2 separate regions of the Homo sapiens genome follow, and region 2 is linked to region 1. A link is an interaction called in ENCODE POLR2A ChIA-PET data of the cell type or tissue named here. Cell type or tissue: Panc1. All regions are shown on one strand. Links, peaks and the distances in the headings refer to the core of each region. The heading gives the core; the rest is flanking DNA. Region 1 overlaps ENTPD6 (ectonucleoside triphosphate diphosphohydrolase 6). Region 2 overlaps ABHD12 (abhydrolase domain containing 12, lysophospholipase).

What was found. ChIA-PET counts read pairs that join two places held together with the same protein. Peaks named below come from ENCODE experiments on the same cell type or tissue, not always from the same donor. Only the 100,000 strongest peaks of a DNase experiment are listed, where the experiment ranks them.
Region 2: POLR2A ChIA-PET joins it to region 1 with 11 read pairs; 7 of 35 experiments call an interaction of 5 or more read pairs at or near these places.

The regions. Positions count from the first base shown.
Region 1 is chr20:25,219,422-25,229,091 of GRCh38, forward strand. ENTPD6 (ectonucleoside triphosphate diphosphohydrolase 6) reads left to right here. Exons shown (of 15, transcript NM_001247.5): 11 at 1,811-1,912; 12 at 3,417-3,557; 13 at 4,680-4,736; 14 at 5,784-5,896; 15 at 6,078-8,654. The coding sequence ends at 6,176. Among named protein-coding and RNA genes, the nearest start is that of PYGB, 24 kb to the right of the region's middle. RefSeq lists enhancers at 2,148-2,909, 2,910-3,669, 3,670-4,431 and a silencer at 4,482-4,663. In Panc1, for the core only: no CTCF peak of the experiment used is centred there; DNase peaks (open chromatin) are centred at 3,980 and 8,000; H3K27ac peaks cover 6,871 bases.
Region 2 is chr20:25,311,244-25,320,913 of GRCh38, forward strand. It overlaps ABHD12 (abhydrolase domain containing 12, lysophospholipase), which reads right to left. Exons shown (of 13, transcript NM_001042472.3): 4 at 8,956-9,075; 5 at 5,805-5,835; 6 at 3,682-3,727. Among named protein-coding and RNA genes, the nearest start is that of PYGB, 68 kb to the left of the region's middle. RefSeq lists enhancers at 5,734-6,343, 7,457-7,516, 7,547-7,786 and a silencer at 8,137-8,216. In Panc1, for the core only: no CTCF peak of the experiment used is centred there; no DNase peak of the experiment used is centred there; H3K27ac peaks cover 1,402 bases.

The DNA.
Region 1 (9,670 bases), core at 451-8,450:
CTGCGAAGGGTCATGAAATGTGGGCTTGGCCCTTCCTGAGACATGGAGTTGACCTGGGGACACAGCCTGCATCAGGGCCAGGGCCTCTGCTCCTTATAATGGGCATCACAGCGGGCATGGACTCTTAGGAGATCTCAGGATTGCCATGGTCTGCTTCAGGGGCTGGGGCACGGCCCTGAGGCTGGTGGTGCCTCTCTTCCCTGATGGAACTGGCCAGGCCACAGAGGCCTTCCCAAGGCCTTAGTGTCTGATGTGTGTATGAGGCGCTCACCAGCACCTACGTGTGCTCCAGCCAAATGCCCTTACCTCAGCCCCCAGCGCCCCATTGGCCCAGCACCCCTGCCCACTTCTTCCGAGGGCCTGGTATCTGACAGGGTAGGATGTTCAACTGGAATTTTCATTCTCCTGTGCATGCCCTACTTCAGTTCTTTCTTTCAAATCCTGGTGTTTATCTTCATAATGGTATTCCTTTTGTTGCAAACAAAAACCATGTCTATGTCTCAGAAACAGCTGCAGCCCTTATTCTGGGGCCAAAAAACACCTATTATTTAGCCAATGAGAAAAGGCAGGTACCTCTTTGCCCTTTGTGGTTCCCAGGGAGTCGTGGCTCAGACCCTGAGTCCTCTCACACCCAGCAGAGCAGCAAGAAGGTCTCATGGTCTCCTCGTCAGGCTGTACAAAGTGCCTGTTTTAGACATTTGGGGGCTGTGAGGACCCAGGAGAATGAGTCTCTGTTTTGTTACCGGTTATTGCGTAACAGACCCCCCAAGTAGAGTGAAAGAACAGCAAACAGCAGTCGCGGCTGGAATCTCACAGCAGACCACACAGGCTCATCTGGGCAGCACCTCCGCTGGGGTCCTGGGGATCTGTGCAGCTGCATGTGGCTGTGGCAGCTGTCTAGACCCTCCCGCTGGGGTCCTGGGGTTCTGTGCAGGTGCATGTGGCTGTGGCAGCTGTCTAGACGCCCCCTGCTGGGGTTCTGGGGGTCTGTGCAGGTGCATATGGCTGGGGCAGCTGTCTAGACTCCCTGCTGGGGTCCTGGGGGTCTGTGCACATGCCTGTGGCTGTGGCAGCTGTCTAAATCCCCCGCTGGGGTCCTGAGGGTCTGTGCACGTGCCTGTCGCTGGGCGGCTGTCTAGACCTGGGCGCTCTTCCACATGGCCTCGCCCCAGCAGAGCAGCCTGGGACACTTTTGTGGTGGCTTCAAAAAAGGAAGGCTACCCTGATGCCACCATTTCCTGCCCATTCCATCAAGGAAAGCAGGTCCAGGCCAGAGTCCAGGGATGGGACCAGCACCTTTCGGTGGGACAGCAGCCTGCCATCCTCGAAAGGTGATACTGGGGCCAGCCCTGGGACCAATACGCTTCCTTTGCTGGTTTTGAGCCCCCAGCTTGTGTGTATTGGAGCAGCAGATTCCATTCAAGGCATGGTGGCACCTGGTGGCACTTGTTCTGGCCCTGCCACCAACCTACCAGCTACTCACAGCCTCAGTCACCTATAAAACTGGGTAATGATGGCTCCCCTCCTAAAAGGACTGTCGTCACACTTCACTGAACAGCCCTTGGCCCAGTGCCTGGCACCCGGCGTGCCCAGGGCCGTGAGCTGGGCATGGTCCTGGTAGCGGTGTGCTTCCTGGCCAACGAGGCTTTGCTGCCACTTCCCAGGGAGGTGTTGCCTTCCCAGTGGACCTGGAAGCCACTCAGCTTCCCCCATCCTGTGTCAAGCCAGGGCCTCCGCGACTCCTAGCTCAGCCCTAGTCCATGGCGGTGATATACCTTCCTTTCTCTTTCCTTTTTAATCTCTGTTTCAGCTAAGGATGGAAAGGAGTTGGTCAGCCCTTGCTTGTCTCCCAGTTTCAAAGGAGAGTGGGAACACGCAGAAGTCACGTACAGGGTTTCAGGGCAGAAAGCAGGTACGGGGAGGGTTGCTGCCTGTTGGTTTCTGCGGGTGAGAGTGGTGGCCTCCTCTCCCCCTTGCCTTTCCCACATCCCATGGGACGTTCCACGGGAGGCTCCTGACCTCTCTTTGAAGAGCCTGTACCTGCCCTGGAAGTGAAGGTGGTTTGGCTGCAGGGGCCTGTGTCTGTGCTGAGAGCCAGCTCCTTCCCTCTGCCTCTGTTCAACATTCCCCTGACTGTCACCAGAAGCTTCCTCCTGAGGGCTGATTTCCTAACAGGCCTGCAGGGAGGAAGGACTGGACCAGCTTGGGGCTGAGATGCAGGGCTGGGACTGGGAGCCCAGGCACTCTGTGCTGTGCTGGGCGGGAATAGAGGGAGGGTCTGCTTCCACCCATCCTGCTCGAGGCTATGGAGCCCGCTGGCCCTGGGCAGGCTCTAGTGCTCTGCACCCTTGCAGTTTCTTCTGAGAGAAATGTTCAAACGCCATTCCCAGACTGGGCACTCGGCATGAGGGGTGCATGCCTTCGCGAACCGTTCAGGTCCTTCCAAGTCAATCACCCACTGGTGCGTGTACCGGGGGGCCGCATCAGGCACAGCAGGACTGCACAGCTGTGTCCCACAGGAGGAGCCAGACAGTGAAGCTCATCGGGAAAGCCTTCCAAGAGAAATAACACGGGGCGGGGATCTGAGAGGGCGATCGCAGCTGTAACTAGGACAGCCAAGGACGGCCTCGTGGGGTAACATGGGATCTAAGACAGGAGGAGGTTTCAAGAAACTGCGCAGATCTGAAGCAGCAGCACCCCAGGCCGCACAAGCAGCACACACCGGGGCCCTCTGTCAGCTGCTGTGTTTAATGAACGAGGAGGAGGTGGTGTGGCTTGGTGGGGGACACCAGGAGGAAATGAGATCGAAGGGTTGGAGCATGGGTCTGTGGACCGTGGGAACCCTGGAAGCACTCGGAAGGATGGGGCCTGGTGGAGGAGGACTGGGAAAGCCGGGAAGCTGGGTCAAGGTGTGGGGTGTAGAGGCGCCCTCAGATGTCCACACGGTCCATTGGCCTCCGGGGTCCTCTGTTCCTGTTCTCCCTCAAGCCATGGGAGCTTGGCAAGTGAGCTGGGCCTCCACTTCCTTATCTATGACATAGGGAGGGTGCAGGCCCCCTGAGGAGGTGGGACTCCGGGCTGGCGGAGGGGGAATGTAGGGCAGATGGTCCCAACAGGCCAGAGGCCACTGGTGTCAGGCATCAGCAGCTTCCTCCTCAGAGTCCAGGTCTGCCGCTGCCTTCGTGCCCACGGTCTTCACTCCCTGCGCCGGGACCAACAATGCCCTGGCTCCTGAGGGCTGCTTTTGACCTGTGCGGGGAGCAGCCCCAACTTGGGGTGGGGTCTTACAGGCTTCTGGACCTGCCTTTTCCTGACAATTCAGGTCAGAGTCTCAAGTCCCCTGGGAGGGGCCCCAAGCAGCTGTGAGGCCTGGGTGCTCGGAGCCCACTGACCGCTAGCCTTGTGCTTGTCCCCAGCGGCAAGCCTGCACGAGCTGTGTGCTGCCAGAGTGTCAGAGGTCCTTCAAAACAGAGTGCACAGGACGGAGGAAGTGAAGCATGTGGACTTCTATGCTTTCTCCTACTATTACGACCTTGCAGCTGGTGTGGGCCTCATAGGTAAGGGGGCCCGGATGGGCTGAGCAGGAAGGTCGGGGCGGCAGGGGGCGGGGGTGGAGGGCGTGTGCTCCCCGAGGCAGAGGGCTGGTGGCAGGCAAGCAACCCTGTTGTCACATCCCTGCAGGAGGCCAGAAGCAGATTTGAGAAGGCGTCTCATCCTGAGTAGGAAAAGATCAGTTCTTTGAGCCCTTCAGTAAAACCTCGTGGCTGGTGACTTGCTGTTGATTCCAGTTCCTGCTGGAAGGCAGGTCCTGCCTTGCACTGGCCCACGTTGTCTCAGACTCAGCCACTCTGCCCTACCCTGCAGCCCTGGCTACAGGAGGCCTCCTGTGACCTGCAGGTGGCTGCCCTGTACCCATGGGAGGGATCAGCTCACTGAATGTGGAGTCTCTCTGACTCACCCTGCACAGCCCAGGAAGCCAGATTAGGGCGGAAAAAGGTATTCAGAGTTTGCTGAGGCTAGTGGTGGTCAGGCTGTGTGGGAACTCTGGAGGGGGTTGCAGAGTCACTATCATGGTGAGATCATCAGAATGTATGGCCTGTGGTACGGATAAGAACACTACTGTTTTAAATAAGCTGACACGGTGCCGGCTCTCTGGGCCCTGCAGCCTCCGGCGGGTCTCTGTGCTGACAAAGCTACCACTGACTGGGCCTGGGTGGAAGGTGGGTGGTCAAGGTGGAAGGCCACCAATAAACCACCCCTCAGTGTATTTTTCAAGAACTTTTTTTTTTTTTTTTTTACATTTAGGAAACTGATACCAGAATACTGTTGCTGAGCTCAGTTCTATGGCTTCAGGAAACATTTCAATTTCTCTACTTTTATTTTTCTTAACTTAAAATTTTACTCAATTTGGGGTCCTGGGTTCCTGGTGAGCTTTCTCGGGGGACACTGCAGGGTTGGGTTGTGGGGTGACCCTCTCAGCCCCCAAACCCACCCCACACCACATCACCCAGAAGCCGTCCTCAGAGCACGTGAGTGCCGCCTACAGCTGGAGGGCCTGCCTCAGAAGCCAGTCAGTGCCTTGGGGCTCTTGGGCTGGCGTTCCCCGTGCCAGCCTCACGTCTCAGTGGCATCGCCAACCTCACAGTGCTCCTGCAGACTGGGTGTTGTGTCTCCCACAGATGCGGAGAAGGGAGGCAGCCTGGTGGTGGGGGACTTCGAGATCGCAGCCAAGTACGGTGAGTGATGCTGCAGGGGCCATCTCAGCAGGGGCAGGCGCCCCGTGATGCTCGTGACGCAGGCGCTGGCCCTGACTCTCCTGGGTGTAGCCCCTCCTAAACAATGGCCACAGGCAGGGGCCTCGGCCCCAGCTGAGAAAGGACCACCGTCCTTGTCCCACCCTCATGGGGTCGTGAGGAACTGGGTCCCTCGATTCCACTTCCTCAGATGCCATTTTACTGCTACTAGGGTAACCCCAAGAGTGATTTCCCCTGGGATGTCCCAGTAAGTTCATGATTGTCACACAACCCTTAAGAAGCCAAGGCCCTACAGAATGGAGCCTGGGATGTGGGGTGGAGGGCTGTCCCCGGGGTCGCAGGTGACCAGCCCAGCAGACCCTGTGCCACACACTATGCCTCTCCACTGTCTCCTTCACGCCTGGCCCAGCAGCCAAGCCTTGGTGAACATGTCCTGCTCTTGGTTGCCCTTCCCAATGTGTGGGTCCAAAGAGCTCAAATTTGTACATCTTTCCAGAAAAAGTACTACCCTTCCCCTCCCCCAAAAGTGGCTTTTTTAAAGCTTTTGTGTCATTTTCCCATTTGTGCCCATGGACACTGGGTATCCACAACTACAGCAGGAAAAGGCTTTGAGCAGAATCCCAGGACAGCTCTTGGTGGATTTGTCCTTCCTCAAGAGCAGGAGTGGATTGTTCTGAGCTGGCTTTGGTGTTTTCTTTCCCCAGAAAGCTTAGGTTTTATGCAGCTTGACACCTGGGAGAGGTGTCCAGGGTCTTAGATGTAGAAATGTGGCTTGGGAGACATTGGCCCATGACCCTAACACCAGGCGTGCAAATCCCCTTGGAGCCCAGACCCAGTGGCAGCCGGGGTTGCCGCCCACCTGCCTGTGCTGTGCACTGGGTGCCTTCTGCGCTCAGCTGCGGCCTTGTCTGTGAATCCGGAGTGCGGAGCCAGCGGGTGCCTGTAGTGGGTGGAATTGGGGTCTGCACTTGCCCCTCCGCCCCCAGGTGGGAGTCACCTGGAGCGTGAAGGGACGTGTCTCATCCCCAGTGTGTCGGACCCTGGAGACACAGCCGCAGAGCAGCCCCTTCTCATGCATGGACCTCACCTACGTCAGCCTGCTACTCCAGGAGTTCGGCTTTCCCAGGAGCAAAGTGCTGAAGGTAAGGGTGCCCTCAGGTCACGCCCCAGCCCCTTTATGGAGTGAGGGGCCTAGAACCACTTCTCCAGTTGCTGGGGTCATGTCCCCCAGCCCATCCCTGGCTTCCAAGGAGCCACAGCCTCCTGATGCACAAGGCTTTCCTGTCTGTGTGATGGTCCCCTCTCCCTCTCTGTCTTTTCAAGCTCACTCGGAAAATTGACAATGTTGAGACCAGCTGGGCTCTGGGGGCCATTTTTCATTACATCGACTCCCTGAACAGACAGAAGAGTCCAGCCTCATAGTGGCCGAGCCATCCCTGTCCCCGTCAGCAGTGTCTGTGTGTCTGCATAAACCCTCCTGTCCTGGACGTGACTTCATCCTGAGGAGCCACAGCACAGGCCGTGCTGGCACTTTCTGCACACTGGCTCTGGGACTTGCAGAAGGCCTGGTGCTGCCCTGGCATCAGCCTCTTCCAGTCACATCTGGCCAGAGGGCTGTCTGGACCTGGGCCCTGCTCAATGCCACCTGTCTGCCTGGGCTCCAAGTGGGCAGGACCAGGACAGAACCACAGGCACACACTGAGGGGGCAGTGTGGCTCCCTGCCTGTCCCATCCCCATGCCCCGTCCGCGGGGCTGTGGCTGCTGCTGTGCATGTCCCTGCGATGGGAGTCTTGTCTCCCAGCCTGTCAGTTTCCTCCCCAGGGCAGAGCTCCCCTTCCTGCAAGAGTCTGGGAGGCGGTGCAGGCTGTCCTGGCTGCTCTGGGGAAGCCGAGGGACAGCCATAACACCCCCGGGACAGTAGGTCTGGGCGGCACCACTGGGAACTCTGGACTTGAGTGTGTTTGCCTCTTCCTTGGGTATGAATGTGTGAGTTCACCCAGAGGCCTGCTCTCCTCACACATTGTGTGGTTTGGGGTTAATGATGGAGGGAGACACCTCCTCATAGACGGCAGGTGCCCACCTTTCAGGGAGTCTCCCAGCATGGGCGGATGCCGGGCATGAGCTGCTGTAAACTATTTGTGGCTGTGCTGCTTGAGTGACGTCTCTGTCGTGTGGGTGCCAAGTGCTTGTGTAGAAACTGTGTTCTGAGCCCCCTTTTCTGGACACCAACTGTGTCCTGTGAATGTATCGCTACTGTGAGCTGTTCCCGCCTAGCCAGGGCCATGTCTTAGGTGCAGCTGTGCCACGGGTCAGCTGAGCCACAGTCCCAGAACCAAGCTCTCGGTGTCTCGGGCCACCATCCGCCCACCTCGGGCTGACCCCACCTCCTCCATGGACAGTGTGAGCCCCGGGCCGTGCATCCTGCTCAGTGTGGCGTCAGTGTCGGGGCTGAGCCCCTTGAGCTGCTTCAGTGAATGTACAGTGCCCGGCACGAGCTGAACCTCATGTGTTCCACTCCCAATAAAAGGTTGACAGGGGCTTCTCCTTCTCTGGGATTCCTCTCGTTGAGCGACAGTAGCATTTGCCCACCTGGCACCTGAGATCCCTGTTTACTAAACCTTAGAAAAGCTGCCAAAGGGGGTGGCGTATTTCCAGTCCTGTCGACATCCCTCTCGAGGACACAGCAGTGGAGGGCCCCTGGGGGCTGGGGCTGGTGAAGGGTCTGGCTGGTGGCCCCGGCCCTCCCAGCGTCTGTTGAGCACAGCTCCTCCTGTGCCAGGCCAGCAGCCCACAGCACGGCCAGGTGAGGCCTGGGCACATAACCTCGAGTGAGCTGCAAGTCCCCATGTCATTCTGTTCAGCAAGGATCTGGTTTTGGTCTGGAAGCGTCCCAAAGGTGTCGCATGCCAGGGAAACTGCAGACCAGCCCACATCCCGAGTGCTTGTGCCTGAAGCCCCCCCCAACCAACTGTCACAGGAGGACAGGATCTGGCCCTAGGGCCTCCCAGGGCTGCAGCGAATGCTGATGGAGCCACGTGGTGGAGGCCTGCACAGAGCAGGAAAGGACAAAAGACAAAAAGAGGAACAGTTTCCTCCCTCCCGCCTGGGCTGGGTCCCCACCAGCGCCTTTACTTCCATAATATCCACCAGCTTAAATATTTAAAGAACTCCGGAGGCTGAGAATCAGACGCATGAAGGTAAAGCCAAAATCAATTTGGTCCATTTAAAGAAGGTCGGTGACCTCATGCCTGAAAAAGGCAAACAACTGGAAGTTTTCCAAAAGTGCACCAAATAAGTCATGGAATATTTCTGGGCCCGGCAAAGTATGCAAGTCATTTCTCTCTGAGTGTCTTTTGTGATAATGAAGTAGGCTCTCATTTGTCAAAAATAGCTACACGTGCACATCGTAAAAGAAGCAAACTAGGGTTGCTTGAAAATTCTGTTCCCTCAGGATGTGTGCATTGACAAGCTCAGACAGGTCTCACACGCCCCACATGCCACCCCAGCCCGCGTACCCCACATCACTTAGCACCCATTGCTGCCCACTGAGCTGCCTCAGTCCTGCAGTCCCCGTGTTTGGATGGCAGGATCCCAGGGCAGTGAGTTTCAGGGCATAAGCAGACGTTGCCACGTTGCCTTCAATCCTACTGGACAAGCATCGGTGCTGGCCTCCCCCATGTCCTAACAGCTACAGCCAGTTTAATCTTTGCCATTCTGGCAGATTTAAAAAAATGATAACTGGTAGTTTTAATATGCATGGATCTAATTCATCGGGTATATCTAAGTTGTATTTCCGTGAAACATCTGTTCATATCCCTTGCCGATTTTCTATAAGATTGTCATCATTTTTTTGTTAATTGTAGATCTTTATTTATTAAGGAAATTATCCCATTATGATAGAACGTGTCCAAAAATTTATCTTTTTGTGACTTCTAGGTTTCATGTCATAATTAGGAAGGCTTCTCCACAGAGATAGTTTTAAAAGTTAACCAAAAGGTATTTTTATATTTTAGTTTCTTAACTTTTGTTAAGAAACTAAACGTGCCTGGCCTTGTTTTTTAATTAATTAATTACTTTATTTATTTATTTTTGAGATAGAATCTCCCTTTGTCACCCAGGCTGGAGTGCAGTGGTGCAATCTGGGCTCACTGCAGCCTCCACCTCCCAGGTTCAAGCAGTTGTCCTGCATCATCCTCCTGAGTAGCTGGGATTACAGGCACCCGCTACTGTGCCCGGCTGATTTTTGTATCTTTAGTAGAGATGGGGTTTTGCCATCTTGGCCAGGCTGGTTTTGAACTCCTGACCAGGTGATCTGCCCATCTGGGCCTCCCAAAGTGCTAGGATTACAGGTATGAGCCACCATGCCCTACCTTAACATTTTTAAATACGTTCAGGCACAACAAATCATTGTTGCAGGGTGAATTTTATTTTTAGAACCATTTCAGAGTCATCAGAAGGCAAATGTGGCCAGGCATGGTGGCTCACGCCTGTAATCCCAACACTTTGGAGACCGAGGCAAGTGGATCACTTGAGGTCAGGAGTACGAGACCACCCTGGCCAACATGGCGAAACCCCGTCTCTAATAAACATACCAAAAAAAGAAAGAAAAAAAAAGCCGGGCATAGTGGTAGGCTTCTATAATCCCAGCTACTAGGGAGGCTGAGGTACGAGAGTTGCTTGAACCCAGGAGGCAGAGGTTGCAGTGAGCCGAGATCGCGCCACTGCACTCCAGCCTGGGCAACAGTGAGACTCCATCTCATTAAAAAAAAAAAAGGTAAATGTGATATTCAGACTAGGGTAATACCATTTTTGGATAAAATCAAGGATGATGGCCGGGTGTGGTGGCTCATGCCTGTAATCCCAGCACTTTGGGAGGCTGAGGCGGGTGGATCACGAGGTCAGGAGTTCGAGACCA
Region 2 (9,670 bases), core at 598-8,597, 92 kb after region 1:
TGGACAAGCTGGGTGGGCCCAAAATAACCACAAGGGTCCTCATCAGAGAAAAAGGGAGAGGAGTCAGGGTCAGAGCCAGATGACCTGGGACTCAATCACAGAAGGGCTGTGAGCCAAGGAACACAGGTGGCTGGAAAGGGCAGCCAGGCATTCTCCCTGAGAGCCCTGCTCCCACCCTGATTCCAGCCTGGGGGCTGCAGATTCTGAATTTCTGACCTCCAGAACTGCAAGACGCTACATGTGTGCTGGTTTAAAGCACTGTTTGTGGTAACATGTTATAGCAGCAAGAGAGAATTAACACAACCCCCACATCCAGGTGACAGCCTCTCTCCTTTGTCCCTCCCATATCTCCTCTTGGTCTGAGGATAGACACGCCACCTGCCCCCACAAGAAGGTGAAGGCAGCCAGCCACGTTGCCATCAACTCTTTAATCTCTCCAGCTGAGGACTACATGGTGGAATACACTTTTTGAAATTTTTGAGACAGGGTCTCGCTCTGTCACTCAGGCTGGAGTGCGGTGGCATGATCTTGGCTCACTGCAACCTCCGCCTCCTGGGCTCAAGCTTTCCTCCCACCTCAGCCTCCTGAGTAGCTGGGATTACAGGCACCTGCCACCAGGCTCAGCTACTTTTTTTTGTATTTTTAGTAGAGGCGGGGTTTTGCCACGCTGCCCAGGCTTATCTCGAACTCCTGGTTTCAAGCAATCTGCCCACCTCAGCCTCCCAAAGTGCTGGGATTACAGGCGTGAGCCACCGTGCCCAGCCAGAATACACTTTAAAACAGTCTCGCAGTCAGTTGCAATGGCTCACTCACACCTGTAATCCCAACACTTCGGGAGGCCAAGGTGGGCAGACTGCTTGAACCCAGTAGTTCAAGACCAGCCTGGGCAACATGGCGAAACCCTCTCTTAAAAAAAATAAAATAGCTCTCCCTCTCCCCACGGTCTCCCTCTCCCTCTCTTTCCACGGTCTCTCTCTGATGCCAAGCCGAAGCTGGACTGTACTGCCGCCATCTCGGCTCACTGCAACCTCCCTGCCTGATTCTCCTGCCTCAGCCTGCCGAGTGCCTGTGATTGCAGCAGCGCGCTGCCATGCCTGACTGGTTTTCGTATTTTTTTGGTGGAGACGGGGTTTCGCTGTGTTGGCCAGGCTGGTCTTCAGCTCCTAACCGCGAGTGATCTGCCAGCATCGGCCTCCACAGGTGCCGGGATTGCAGACGGAGTCTCGTTCACTCAGTGCTCAATGTTGCCCAGGCTGGAGTGCAGTGGCGTGATCTCGGCTCACTACAACCTCCACCTCCCAGCCGCCTGCTTTGGCCTCCCAAAGTGCCGAGATTGCAGCCTCTGCCCGGCCGCCACCCCGTCTGGGAAGTGAGGAGCGTCTCCGCCTGGCCGCCCATCGTCTGGGATGTGAGGAGCCCCTCTGCCTGGCTGCCCAGTCTGGGAAGTGAGGAGCGCCTCTTCCCGGCCGCCATCCCATCTAGGAAGTGAGAAGCGTCTCTGCCCGGCCGCCCATCGTCTGAGATGTGGGGAGCGCCTCTGCCCCGCCGCCCCGTCTGGGATGTGAGGAGCGCCTCTGCCCGGCCGCGACCCCGTCTGGGAGGTGAGGAGCGTCTCCGCCCGGCAGCCGCCCCGTCTGAGAAGTGCGGAGCCCCTCCGCCCGGCAGCCGCCCCATCTGGGAAGTGAGGAGCGTCTCCACCCGCCCCATCCGGGAGGGAGGTGGGGGCCAGCCCCCGACCGGCCAGCCACCCCGTCTGGGAGGTGGGGGGCGCCTCTGCCCGGCTGCCCCTTCTGGGAAGTGAGGAGCCCCTCTGCCCGGCTGCCACCCCGTCTGGGAGGTGTACCCAACAGCTCATTGAGAACGGGCCATGATGACGATGGCGGTTTTGTCGAATAGAAAAGGGGGAAATGTGGGGAAAAGATAGAGAAATCAGATTGTTGCTGTGTCTGTGTAGAAAGAAGTAGACATAGGAGACTCCATTTTGTTCTGTACTAAGAAAAATTCTTCTGCCTTGGGATGCTGTTGATCTATGACCTTACCCCCAACCTGGTGCTCTCTGAAACATGTGCTGTGTCCACTCAGGGTTAAATGGATTAAGGGCGGTGCAAGATGTGCTTTGTTAAACAGATGCTTGAAGGCAGCATGCTCATTAAGAGTCATCACCACTCCCTAATCTCAAGTACCCAGGGACACAAACACTGCGGAAGGCCGCAGGGTCCTCTGCCTAGGAAAACCAGAGACCTTTGTTCACTTGTTTATCTGCTGACCTTCCCTCCACTATTGTCCTATGACCCTGCCAAATCCCCCTCAGAGGAACACCCAAGAATGATCAATAAAAATAAAATAAAATAAAATAAAATAAAATAAAATAAAATAAAATAAAATAACATTAGCCAGGTGTAGTGGTGTGTGCCTGTGGTCCCAGCTACTAGGGAGGCTGAGTTGGGAAGATCACTTGAACCCGGGAGGCAGAGGTTGCAGTGAGCTGAGATCACATCACTGCAATCCAGCTGGGTGACAGAGTGAGACCCTGTCTCAAAGCAAAACCAAAACCAAAACCAAAACAAACCAGTCGCTCATTGTTAACACCAAGTATTTCTGTTGCCTATTAAGCCACAGTGTCCTTGGTATATATCAAACTATGGATTCTTGATTTGTTCAGTGGCAAGCCCTGGTTCATTCAAAAAAGCAGAAATGCTGAGGTGCAGAAGAATCTATCTTCTCTCTTAACAGTTCTTTTTTTTTTTTGACATGGAGTCTTGCTTGTCGCCAAGGCTGGAGTACAGTGGTGCAGTCTCGGCTCACTGCAAGCTCTGCCTCCCAGGTTCAAGCGCTTCTCCTGCCTCAGCCTCTCGAATAGCTGGGACTACAGGTGCGAGCCATTACGCCCGGTTAATTTTTGTATTTTCAGTAGAGATGGGGTTTCACCATGTTGGCCAGGCTGGTCACGAACTCCTGACCTCAAGTGATCCGCCTGCCTCAGCCTCCCAAAGTGCTGGGATTACAGGTGTGAACCACCATGCTCAGCCTCTCTTAACACTTCTTACTGTCTTCGTAACTTTAACAAGACAAGCTTTGATGAGCATAAACCATGTCTGACGTCCAGCTCTGCAGTCTAAAAAAGACAGTATCTTCTAATTTAAAATGCTGCAGGTTGGGTGCAGTGACTCCTGCCTGTAATCCCAACACTCTGGAAGGCTGAGGCAGGAGGATCGCTTGAGGCCAGGAGTCTGAGACTAGCCTAGGCAACACAGCGATACCCCATTTCTACTAAAAACAAAAACAAAACAGCGGGTGTGGTGTCGCATTCCTGCAGTCACAGCTACTCGAGAGCCTAAGGCAGAAGGATCCCTTGAGCCAAGGAGTTCAAGGCTGCAGTGAGCTACAATCATGCTACTGTACTCCAGGTTGGGTGACAAAGTGAGATCCTATCTTAAAAAAAAAAAAAAAAAAGTTGCTGACAGGGCATCTGCTGGGGGCTCCAGGTGCTGAGCCTCCCCTACCAGAAGGGGCTCTCCTGACAGCTCCATCAGGGTCTTTGTCAGGACCCAGGACACCATCACAGCACAGGCAAAGCAGGCGCTGGCCTTGCTCCGAGCCTCTTCGAGTGAGGCCTGCCCATGGGATACCGCCAGCAAGCAGTGGAATTGTGCTCAGATGCTCTTGCAAAAGAAATCTCACCTCTGTAGTCAAAGGTGACCACATGGTAACCAAGGGAACTCAGCACCTGTAAAGTGAAAAATAAACATCTTTGGCAACAAATCCAAGCATCTGTATTGAGGGCAGCTTGCCGCTTACTAAACTCATCCAACTTTCTCTCCTCTGCCTTGTACGTAGTGGCAGCTTCATAAAGACTGTGACATGCTGCCTGACTCCTGGCTGGGTTTTATGAAACCAAGATGCCAACTGCCACTGCAGGACTTGCTGACATCCCTGCCTGGGAGCGCAGGAAGGCTCTCCCTTCCTCCTGCTTAGACGCTAGGGGGCCAGGAGCAGTGTCCGGCCGCAGCTCCACTCGTGCTGCAGGGCAGCCTCTGGGGCGGCCTCCTCTGGAGGCAGACAGCTCTCGGTGCTGCAGTGTGATGGTAGACCCCCAGGAGGAGGGCTACACTGTGCAGAGACCCCATCTGGGGACCCTTGCTGCAACCCAGTATTTCTTGGATTTTAAGCTCTTGTCAATTTTTTTTTCTGTTATTTTTTTTTAATCCCTACAGACTAGCTGACCTCTTTCATTTAGCTCACTCCTCAAACACCCACCCCTGTGCCCTTGCTGGGGTGTGCCCAGAGCAACATGGGAGGCTGCCGCACCATCATGTCACCCAGAATCACAGCTCCCTTCTTTGGGGGGGTTGTTGGGTGCTTCCCCAGGGCAGCCTGCACTTCCTTGCCAGCTCCTAGCCACCGCAGAGGCTATAACCAGAGCCAACCTGCTCCAGCCCTGTTGACCTCAGCAGGATGAATCATTTCTTTTAACAGAAAACTGAAAAAAGGACCAATCACTTCTCAAACTCTCCCCACCTTTCCTGACTTAATGCAATGTACTCCACGGGTAAAATCCTCCAATAGCTCAGAGCTGGGTGTGCCCCCGCCTCTGTCTGTGCCCCTGCCTCTGTCTGTGTTCCCTTCTGCCCTGTGGGCCAGTGCAGATGGCCCTCTGAGGGGAGGAGAGTGAGGCTGTTTCAACAGTATCTCTTGGGCTCCAAGACCCAGACAACCAGATGAAGAACAAAACCAAGCAACCAAGCACAAGTGAAGGTCTGCACGCCCTGCCCTAGGCACCCCCTGCATGTGGGGAGACCTGCAGGCGCTCCCACTGTGTGCCTGGAAGCTGATTCAAGTCCCACCTGCAGCCCTTGCTGGGGTGAGCCTACGACCTGGCAGTCAGTGTAGCACCTGGAGCACCTGGTTTCTCTTTTCCTTTTTTTTTGTTTTTTGAGACGGAGTCTTGCTCTGTTGCCCAGGCTAGAGTGCAGTGGTGCCATCTTGGCTCACTGCAACCTCCGCCTCCCAGGTTTAAGCAATTCTCTGCCTCAGCCTCCTGAGTAGCTGGGATTACAGGCGCCCGCCACCACGCCTGGCTAATTTTTTTTGTATTTTTAGTAGAGACGGGGTTTCACCATCCTGGCCGGCTGGTCTTGAACTCCTGACCTTGTGATCCACCCATCTTGGCCTCCCAAAGTGCTGGGATTACAGGCGTGAGCCACCACACCCAGCCGTCTCTTTTCATTTTATACACAAGTAACGTAACATTGAAAAACAATTTCCAGTGCTGCTTATGTAGTCTGCCAATATCTGCACTTGGTCTACAAAGCCCATACATTCTGATGTTGGGGCCCAGGCCTAGAAGCAGTGTGATGGGCAGTCACAGCAGAGGCAGCCAAGGCCCTACCTTCCAGCACGCCCATCCAAAGGCAGTGTTAAAAAGCTCAACACGCCTGTCATCCCAACACTTTGGGAGGCCAAGGTGGGAGGCCCAGGAGTTCGAGACCAGCCTGAGCAACATAGGGAGACCTCATTTCTACAAAAAAACAAACAAAAATTAGCTGGGCGTGGTGGCGGCATGCACCTGCAGTCTCAGGAGGCTGAAGCAGGAGGATAGTTTGAGCCCAGGAGGTCGACGCTGCAGTGCGCTGTGACTGTACCACTGCACTCCAGCCTGGGCAACAGAGGAGGAGGACCCTGTCTCACACACACAAACAGCCCAGCAATAGTTAACTCTCAAGCTGTGAGTCTGGTGACTCCCTTCACTTCCTGCCCTGGAAAGAACAGCCCAGGGAACAGGTGTGGGTGCTGCCTGCACTCACCTTGTAAAGCTCCACGCGGTGGTCGCCTCCTCTGGAGAAGAAAACAGGACATGGTGTGAGCACATCTTCTCAGAGTTGGGCCCCAGGTCAACTTGTCCTCCATACCCCAAACCAGGGGGAGGCCAATGAAAGAGGGCAGAACCTCTTCCTTGGGTCCCCCTAAGTAGCCCCACACTCGCCTCTGGCAGTGCTGTGCCAAGGGGGAGATGGTCTTAGCACTTTGGGGGAGATTTCTTAATGACTGCTTTTATTTTTCAGTAGGTAATGCACACCTACAGCCCCAAACTAGAAAGACACTAAAGGAAACACAGCAAGGCCTCATCCACCACACCCCAGACCCTCCCAGCTTCCCTGTGCCAAGGACACCCTGTGTAGACAGAGGCTGTGCTCCAACAGGACCCGTATGGGCGACTTCTGCCCTCACTTCTTGCTCCGCACGTCTCAGCCGACCTTCAGAACTCTGCTTAGCCACACCACCCTGGCCTCTCATGGTCATCTTGACTGTTTCCCACCTGGCACTAACTTCTGTTTGCTGCTGTGGCCACCCTGCCTTACAGCCCTTCACATGTGTGTGCTCTGCACATGGGATATGCTCCTAGAATCTCCCCAGGGAGGCCCTGAAGTGCCGGAACGGCTGCCTCCCGCCCCTCACAGCCAACTACAGCTTCACCGTGCATGTCGCTACTGAGACTAAGTGGGCTCGGCACACACCCTCCCATTTGTACTTCCTTGTCTGAGGCCTGTCTAGGCTCCCTTCCCTCTTTCTTTCCAGTTGTTGGCCAGCTGTTAACCTGGACCGACCCCACAGCAGGGACATGGGCCACCTGGGAGGAGGGCGGGTCCACACTCTCCACACTCCCTAGCCGTGCTCCTCCTTCCTCAGGAGCGGTCTCAACATTTCAGGTATGGGGGCGGGAGTGTTGCTGGTTGGACACCAGGATGAGATGGAGGAGGAAGCCAATAAAGTACAGAAACAAAAATATAAAGGGTCAGGTGCGGTGGTTCACACCTGTAATCCCAGCACTTTGGGAGGCCGAGGTGAGCAGATCACTTGAGCTCAGGAGTTTGAGACCAGCCTGGTCAAATGGTGAAACCCGTCTCTACTAAAAATACAAAAATTAGCTGGCCATGGTGGTGGGTGACTGTAATCCCAGCTACTCGGGAGACCGAGGCAGGAGAGTCACTTGAACTCAGGAGGCTGAGGTTGCAGTGAGTCAGGATTGTGCCACTGCACTCCAGCCTGGGCAACAGAGTGAGACTCTGTCTCAAAAATTAAAATAAAAAATAAAGGAATGAGTTTCAAGGCAAGGAGGAAACACTGCAAAATATTTTCAGTTATCATTGTAAGAGTTCACAGTGGCTCTAAGTTTCTAAAATTTCCTACATTAAGCAAAAAAGGAACAGTTGCTGGGAATCCAGGGGGTCTGGACCTCAGGGGGACCCGGGTGGTGGATCCCGCAGACCAGCGAAACCCCAGTGGGATGCACAGGACAAAGAAAGCAGGCAACGTGGGGGTGGCGAGGACTGCAGCCAGGCAGTCTCTGCAGGATTGGGAGGGGGCAGCAAACACTGAAAGTCACGGCATCCCTTTCTAACCTAAAGTTATAGGCAGGATCTTTTTTTTTTTTTTTTAACCATGTGATGGGCACTGCAGAACTGAACCTTATTCACAGCCAACCACAGTTCTGTCATTTATAAAAAGATGCTGCAAGAGCTGTTTGTAGCCACTTGCTCTTTGAAAAGCAGAAGAGAAACCCTCTGCAGCTTGTCCCAGACAAAGAAGAAAGGAAACTGTGCAGCACATGCATGATTCTGTAGCTAGACACGCCATCCCTGACACAGAAACCGCTTCACGGGCCATGCCGCCAGGCTCTTTCAGCAATGCTCTCTGCAGGGTTCCACCATGCAGACCCCACCTAGGCCTGCTTTCCCTTCCAGAAGGGCCCAGCACAGCTCTCCTTGCTGGCTCTGCCTATAAAATGTTTGCCCCCAGCCCTGACATACCCTGGTGCCACACGGGACCTCGGCCCTGGCCCCGCAGCAGCCCTGTCTCCGTGCTGGGTCTGCCTCTGTGCTGGCTCCTGGCTGCCTCTCTCACACACGAAGACCTTGGTGGTTTTCAAACAATGCTTTGTTCAGAAAATGTATCCCCTCCGCACCCACCCTGGGTTCTCCCACAGAGGCTCTTCTGAACAGCAATCACATGGTGTGGAAGGAGCACCCTTTTAAGGCAGGGAGGCCAACTCCAGGGCAGCCAGTGGAAAGGACAAGCCATTAGACCCACTCAGGAAAAGCATCTGAGATAAAACTGGGCAGGGCTGATTAACCAAAGAGTGCATGAACTTCAGCAACAGCCCGTTAGGGTGAGCAGAGAGCTCACACTGTAGGGTGGCCTGCAAAGACCCCAGCACCTGGTGCTTTCAGCCTCTCCCTCCTGCCCCTTCTCAGCACCTGCCACTTTTTTCCAGGAAGTGTGCCACCTCCTCCAGGGCTGCCCTGGCTCCGGCTTCACCTGTCTGCCACCTGGAGCTATCTTACAGGTAACAAAGATCTGCCTGCCACTTCAGGCAGCATGACAGATATAGAGAAAACAAGCTGCCAGTGAGCTGAAGCCGCCCATTCCCAAGAGCGCGAGGCACCCACAGCCAAGTGCCACTATGACCCCTCCTCGGAGGGACCCCAAAGCCCTCACTCTCCAAGAAACCCTGCTCCCCAAATCACATACCAGCAGATGCTGTGACCTTTGAGATTACAACAAGGAGAAAAAAACATGCCCCTCTGGCTGGGGAGCTCAGCTCCTGACTGAGACTCAGCCTCCTTCATCCCAATCCAGGCTGCAGCTCCAGATAGGGGACGGTCTGCACACAGCTTCCCACACTTGGTCCCCACGGAACACAGCCGTGCTGGCCTCAGCCTGTGGGAACCCTGCTTCATGTAAACGTCACCTAAACTCCGCCTTCCCTCAACCCCTTCAGAACTCTGCCTTTCCCTTCGTTCTTGGGAGGCTCTCCCTCATTGCAGTGGGTCAGTACACCCAATTTTGTGGGACCGCAGGTTGCTCCTGCTGGTTTCCGGCAGACCGGGCCAGGACATTCCCACCCCAAAAAGGAGCCATGCTCCACAGCAAAGATGATGGGCTCCTCTCCCTCACCTGGTACCTGCGTTCCCATGCAGGTACAGAATGATAGGGTGGCTGGAAGCCAAGGCATCCTCATACCACATCTGGTCTTTGCCTTGGGCGTTCTTCCACCAGACTGCAGGGACGGTGTGCCTGCAGACAGAAGCAGAGGGGAGCGCAGGATCAGATGTCCCTTCTGTCCTCATCCTGGCGACTGCACGTGGTGTTACTTAATCAGCTCAAGTCCAGACAGCAGGGAGCTGCAGACCCCATCTAACTACAGGGGAACAGATGGGGGTGGGTGGTAGAAAACTATCCCCATCACTAGAATCAATAACCACGGAACTGCAGGCTGTGTGGATGGCACTGACAGCTTCAGCAGGAGCGTTCCCTGACTGGCAGGCCAGCCTCCTCTGGGCCACAAAGGCTTGCAATGTGCCAGTTACCACTGGGGCCTGGCAGAGAAGCAGCACTTAGTCCATCTTGAGTAATAGCATTTTCCTCATACGTGCCCCACATCCCAGTTAACCCCATGCTTAAATTGTCCACAGTTTAACTCACAATGGATTTTAAACAGTACATGCTGTCACATTTGCTAATTCAGCAACACCAATGTTTGTGAGCCAGACTAGAAACCGGGCCATCGCTGACGCCATTTCTAATGTCAAGTATGCACCACCTTCCCAGTCTGCTCATGGTCCACACCTGGCTGGGCACTCTGAAGCTGCTGGTCTATCTAGCCAAACCC